Regions from separate parts of the Homo sapiens genome. Here region 2 is linked to region 1. A link is an interaction called in ENCODE POLR2A ChIA-PET data of the cell type or tissue named here. Cell type or tissue: B cell. All regions are shown on one strand. Links, peaks and the distances in the headings refer to the core of each region. The heading gives the core; the rest is flanking DNA.

Region 1 (2,918 bases), core at 166-2,665:
TGGATATACTACCCAACTAGAACAAACATTACCATGACCATCCTCCCAACCAAGTCAACCTTCTGCACCAACCTACCCACAGGTAACCACAAAACACTGCCATGTTTATCATCCATTTGCGTTTTTTAAAATTGTGGTGAAATATGCATAACATAAAGTTCACCATCGTAACCATTTTTAAGTGTACAGTTCAGTGGCATTACTACATTCACACTGTTATGGTACCATCACCACCACCCATCTCCAGAATGCTTTTCATATTCACCAACTGAAACTCTGTACCCATTAAACAATAACTTCCCCCCCAATACACAATCCCTGGCAACCACTATGCTACTTTCTGTTTCTACAACTTTGACAATGCTATAGGTATCTCATTTAAGGAGAATCATATAGAATTTGTCCTTTTGTGACTGGACTGTTTAACTTAGCAAGGTTCATCCACGTTGTAGCATGTGTCATAATTTCCTTCTTTAGGGCTGAATAATACTTCATTGTATGGATATATCACGTGTGGTTTACTCATTATTCATCATACACAGTTGGATTGCTTCCACCATTTAGGTATTGTGAATAATGCTGCTATGAACATGGGTGTACATGTATGTGTTGGAGTTCCTGCCTTCAATTCTTTTAGATGTATATCCAGAAGTGGAATTGCTGGATCAGATGGTAATTCCATTTTTAATTTTTTAACAAATCGTCATATTGTTTTCCACACCAGCTCTTCCGTTTTACCTTTCCACCAACAATGCACAATATTCCCAATTCCTCCACATCCTTACCAATGCTTGCTGTTTTCTGGGTTTGGCTAGTAGTCATCCTACTAGGAGGTATCTCATTGCAGTTTTGTTTGTTTGTTTGTTTGTTTGTTTTTGAAACAGGGTCTCACTTTGTCATCCAGGCTGGAGTGCAGTGGTACAATCTCGGCTCCCTGAAACCTCCACCTCCCAGGTTCAAGCGATTCTCCCGCCTCAGCTACCCAAGTAGCTGGGATTACAGGCACACGCCACCATGCCCAGCTAATTTTTGTATTTTTACTAGAGACAGGGTTTTGCCATATTGGCCGGGCTGGTCTCAAACTCTTGGCCTCAAGTGATCCTCCTGCCTCAGCTTCCCAAAATGGAGGGATTACAGGAATGAGCCACTGGGCCTAGCCTCATTGTAGTTTTGATCTGCATTTCCCTAGTGATTAGTGATGGTGATAATCTTTTTATGTGCTTATTGGCCATTTGTGTATCTTCTTTGGATAGACTTTGGATGTCTATTCAGTTTCTTTGCCTATCTTGTAATATTTGATAGAGGAAGTTCCATCACCTAGTTCTTCAAAATTGCTCCGGCTATTCTTGGCTTTCTGCACTTCCATTAAATTTTTACTACCTGCTTGTCACATTCTATAAGAAAACTTTGCAGAATTTTTATTAGAATTGCAAAAACTCTAAAAATTATGAACACAGAATATCTATCAATTTATTTAGGTTTTCTTCAACATCTTTCTTTTTTTGAGACAGGGTCTTCCTTTATCACCAAAAGTGAAGTGCAGTGGTACAATCATGGCTCACTGCAGCTTCAAACTCCTGGGCTCAAGCAATCCTCCCACCTTTGCCTCCCGAGAAGCTGGGACTACAGGCATGCACCAACCAGGCTCAGTTAATTTTTTTTATTTTGTATTTTGTAGAGACAGGGCCTCGCTATGTTGCCCAGGCTAGTCTCGAACTCCTGGCCTCCTGCGATTCTCCCACCTCAGCCTCCCAAAGTGCTGGGATTATAGGCATGAGCCACTGTGTCCAACCAACATCTTTCAATAAGATTTTTTGTTTCCATTATTGTTTCCATAAAGGCTTTAAATATCATTCGTTAGATTTATTTCAACATACCTTAGGCTGTCTTGCTATTATAATTGATTTTCAGTTTGTTGCTGGTATTTATTGATTTTTTTAAATATATTAATCCTTGTACCCAGCATCCTTGTTAAATTTTTTTATTTGAATAATCTATTTTTAAATTCAGCTGAGCTTGACTTTCTAGTTTTATTTGCCGCTATGCAGTTTCATTAGGACTCATGTACAGGTAGTGCATGAAAACATTCCTATCCCTTCTAGACACTGCTCTTACCCATAACAGGAAAGAAAGAAGACAGCTCCTTCAATGGTGTAAGAGATCAGGCCATGTCAGCTCATCAACTTCATCATCAAAGTGTATGTGTAGAATTTGCTTCAGAAATGAAAGTCTTTTTTGTCAGATAATACCTTCGTAATTATCACTCTTCTTGTTGTATTTTGTTTATTTTTTGTTATTTTGGGTTTTTTTCTGTTTTTTTTTTTTTTACAGCATCACACTATAATACTAGCTTGCTTCTAAAAGTGGTAACCAGCTCTGAATGGTGTAGAATGACTCAGCAGCATGCATTTCTGGCAATACTGAGGACTAGATATCCTTAAGTTTTTCTGTTAAAGAAAATCCCCTAGATAATATATTAAAAGTCTCCTTGAAATATTTTTTGTCTACTAACTCTTTGAGTAATACACCGAGTTTGGGGCCTCTCACGGTGTTGGCTTTTCTCAAATGTTTGTTCGTCTTTGAATTCTCTGTTCATCTCCGTATTTAAGAACTCTTGTCCTGCTTGTTCTCCCTATCATCTCCTGCCTCTGATGATACTGAATTTAGTGAATAGATCTAGAGAGTGGACGGAGGCAGGCAGGACTAATTCTGGGAGCTGTCTTGTATGTTGGTGGACCTTTATGAGCATTAACATGAACTCTCACATCACCAGTACCCACGTTCACTACTTCAGCCCAAAGCAAATGCTACACTGCCTGCTGACTGCAGCTCCCTTCTCAGCACCCTGCTTCTGTCTGTCCCTTATGTCCTTCAGTAGCAGAGCCACATGGTTTTAATTCTCTTAAAGCCAGGTCAAA
Region 2 (2,918 bases), core at 116-2,615, 140 kb after region 1:
TTCATCCCCTTGCAAGACTGTTGTCAGTGCTCAGTAAGTCTACATTTTACATAGGATGAGGTGATTACAAAGATGGCACCATGGATAAACGACACTACCTGTGTTAGCAGTTGTGACTTTTCCTTCTTTTTTTTTTCTTTTTCTTTTCTTTTCTTTTTCTTTCTTTTTTTTTCTTTCTTTTTTTTTTTGAGATGGAGTCTCACTCTGTTGTCCAGACTGAAGTACAATGGCATGATCTCAGCTCACTGCAACCTCTCCCTCCTGGGTTCAAGCAATTCTCCTGCCTCAGCTTCCTGAGTAGCTGGAATTGCAGGTGCCTGCCACCATGCCTGGCTAATTTTCTATATTTAGTAGAGACAGGATTGCGCCATGTTGGCCAGGCTGGTCTTGAACTCCTGACCTCAGGTGATCCGCCTGCCTTGGCCTCCTGAAGTGCTGGGATTACAGGCATGAGCCACCGTGCCCGGCCATGACTTTTCAGATGTTATCTAATAAGCCACTATTCTAAGGGGCAGGCACACATCCACATTCGAGTGCCGCCTCTGTTGTCTGCTCTTTAACCATGTGCTGCCATCTAAAGAATGAATGGATTCTGCTAAATTGGCACCAAGAAGTGAAGATACTGCAGAAAGTGGGAGACTAGAAAAACAGGCCAGGGTCACTAACCAGAAATGGAGACCAGAGCAGCAGCCCTCCAAATGGCAGTGTGCTTAATCAACGCATAAATGCTCTAGATGAACATTCCATGACAAAGTAACATTTAACAGCAGGAGAAAGGAGATAGAAGAAAGGGTTAACAGGCCAGGCGTGGTGGCTCACACCTGTAATCCCAGCACTTTGGGAGGCCGGGGCAGGTGGATCACCTGAGGTCAGGAGTTCGAGACCAGCCTGGCCAACATGGTGAAACCCCGTCTTTACTAAAAATACAAAAATTAGCCAGGCATAGTGGTGGGTGCCTGTAATCCCAGCTACTCGGGAGGCTGAGGCAGAGAATCACTTGAACCCGGGAGGCAGAGGTTGCTGTGAGCCAAGATCACACCACTGCATTTCAGCCTGGGCAACAGAACGAGACTCCATCTCAAAAAAAAAAAAAAAAAAAAAAATGTGGAGGTTCACAAACCAGCCCAGAAACAGTAATGAAGACAGAAAGAATCTCCTGGTCTGGTCTGCGTCAGGCAGCTGTGGTCTTGCACGGAAGTCTTTAATGTGGCAGAGCCTGGTCTGGTCTGCGTCAGGCAGCTGTGGTCTTGCACGGAAGTCTTTAATGTGGCAGAGCCTTTGGGGCCGACGCCAGGTGATCATGAGTGACAGCAAGACCGGGTCTGTCGAGATGGCTGTGTCTAGCTGGTTACGTCACGCTCGTTCATGGCCACGGAGCCCACTGGCAAGGATGCTAGTGGAAGAGTGTGCTTGGTTACATCCTTATCTGGTTGGATGCAGACTTTATCGATCAGGCACAATATCTGGTCCCTGTTGGCAAAGTGCCTTTTGAAATGTAAGATGGAGTCTTTTTCTAAGATGGAGTCACTTATGTCAAGGCGCTCTACACATGGGGACAATTTCAATGGAGAAGATTGAGAAACAAAAATAGGGCCGGGCACGGTGGCTCACACCTGTAATCCCAGCACTTTGGGAGGCCAAGGCGGGTGGATCACCCAAGGTCAGGAGTTCAAGACCAGCCTGACCAACATGGTGAAACCCCGTCTCTACTAAAAATACAAAAATTAGCTGGGCGTTGTGGCAGGCACCTATAATCCCAGCTACTTGGGAGTCTGAGGCAGGAGAATTGCTTGAACCCAGGAGGTAGAGGTTGCAGTGAGCTGAGATCGTGCCACTGCACTCCAGGCTGGGTGACAGAGCGAGACTCCGACTCAAAAAAAAAAAAAAAAAAAAGCCCCCAGCTGACTGAACAGACCTTGTGTTGGCGAAGGGGAGAAGACTTGGACGCCATGACGGGTTGGGAATTGGTCCCTCTCCCTCACTTCCCGGCCTTAGGCTCTCTTCACTAAGGGCTGAAAGAAACGGATCCTTTCAAAAGGCTCCTCCCCAACTTCGTGGGTTGATTACTGATCTGCCCAGGTACAGAACAAAGACAAGATGAGATCAATTGTTCCTTCACCCCTCCCTGGGCCCTTCCTTTTCTTCAAATGTTTGCCTTATGTTGCGTGAAATGTAGATTTACTTGGCACTAACTACAGTCTCCCAAGTATATAATCATTTGTCTCATTGCCACCCCCCACCTTTTAAGGAAACTATAGAAATACTCCTGAGAACCTCTTTGGAAGAAACAGCCACAGATGTGTCTGTGGTGGGTATTCTTCCTGGGAGTGCCCTCAGCTGGCTCAGTAACCCCGATGATCTGAGACTTATGCCTCAGTCGCTCATTTTGGTTGTCAGGATGAAAACAGCTCTAGAGACCAATGGTGGTGATGATTGCTCAGCAGTAAGAATGGATTTGATGTCACTGAACTATACACTTGAAATGGTTAAAATGGTAAATTTCATATTATGTACATTACCACAATAAAAAAAAAGTCACGACAACATATATCTGTAGCATACTGAACTATTTCTGGGAAAAAATTCTGTGTCAGAGATTTCACTCCAAAATAATCCAACAGGAAAGGGAAAGATGGAGGGATGGGTGGGGTGCGGATGAAGCTGGATGGATTGAACATTGGTTAAGCTGAGTGGTGGGTATGTGGGGGCTAATTACATGATTCTCTCTACTTTTGTATGTTGTAACATTTTCATAATAAAAAGTTAAGCAATAAAATGAGTTGGCCGGGCACGGTGGCTCACGCCTGTAATCCCAGCACTTTGGGAGGCTGAGGCGGGCGGATCACGAGGTCAGGAGATCCAGACCATCCTGGCTAACACGGTGAAACCCCATCTCTACTAAAAATACAAAAAATTAG

The links. Peaks named below come from ENCODE experiments on the same cell type or tissue, not always from the same donor. Only the 100,000 strongest peaks of a DNase experiment are listed, where the experiment ranks them.
Region 2: POLR2A ChIA-PET joins it to region 1 with 12 read pairs; 1 of 35 experiments calls an interaction of 5 or more read pairs at or near these places.

The regions. Positions count from the first base shown.
Region 1 is chr7:156,781,686-156,784,603 of GRCh38, forward strand. All of the region lies in intron 5 of LMBR1 (limb development membrane protein 1), which reads right to left. Among named protein-coding and RNA genes, the nearest start is that of LMBR1, 110 kb to the right of the region's middle. RefSeq lists enhancers at 2,469-2,518, 2,819-2,888. In B cell, for the core only: no CTCF peak of the experiment used is centred there; no DNase peak of the experiment used is centred there; H3K27ac peaks cover 472 bases.
Region 2 is chr7:156,922,083-156,925,000 of GRCh38, forward strand. No RefSeq gene overlaps it. Among named protein-coding and RNA genes, the nearest start is that of NOM1, 26 kb to the right of the region's middle. In B cell, for the core only: no CTCF peak of the experiment used is centred there; a DNase peak (open chromatin) is centred at 1,279.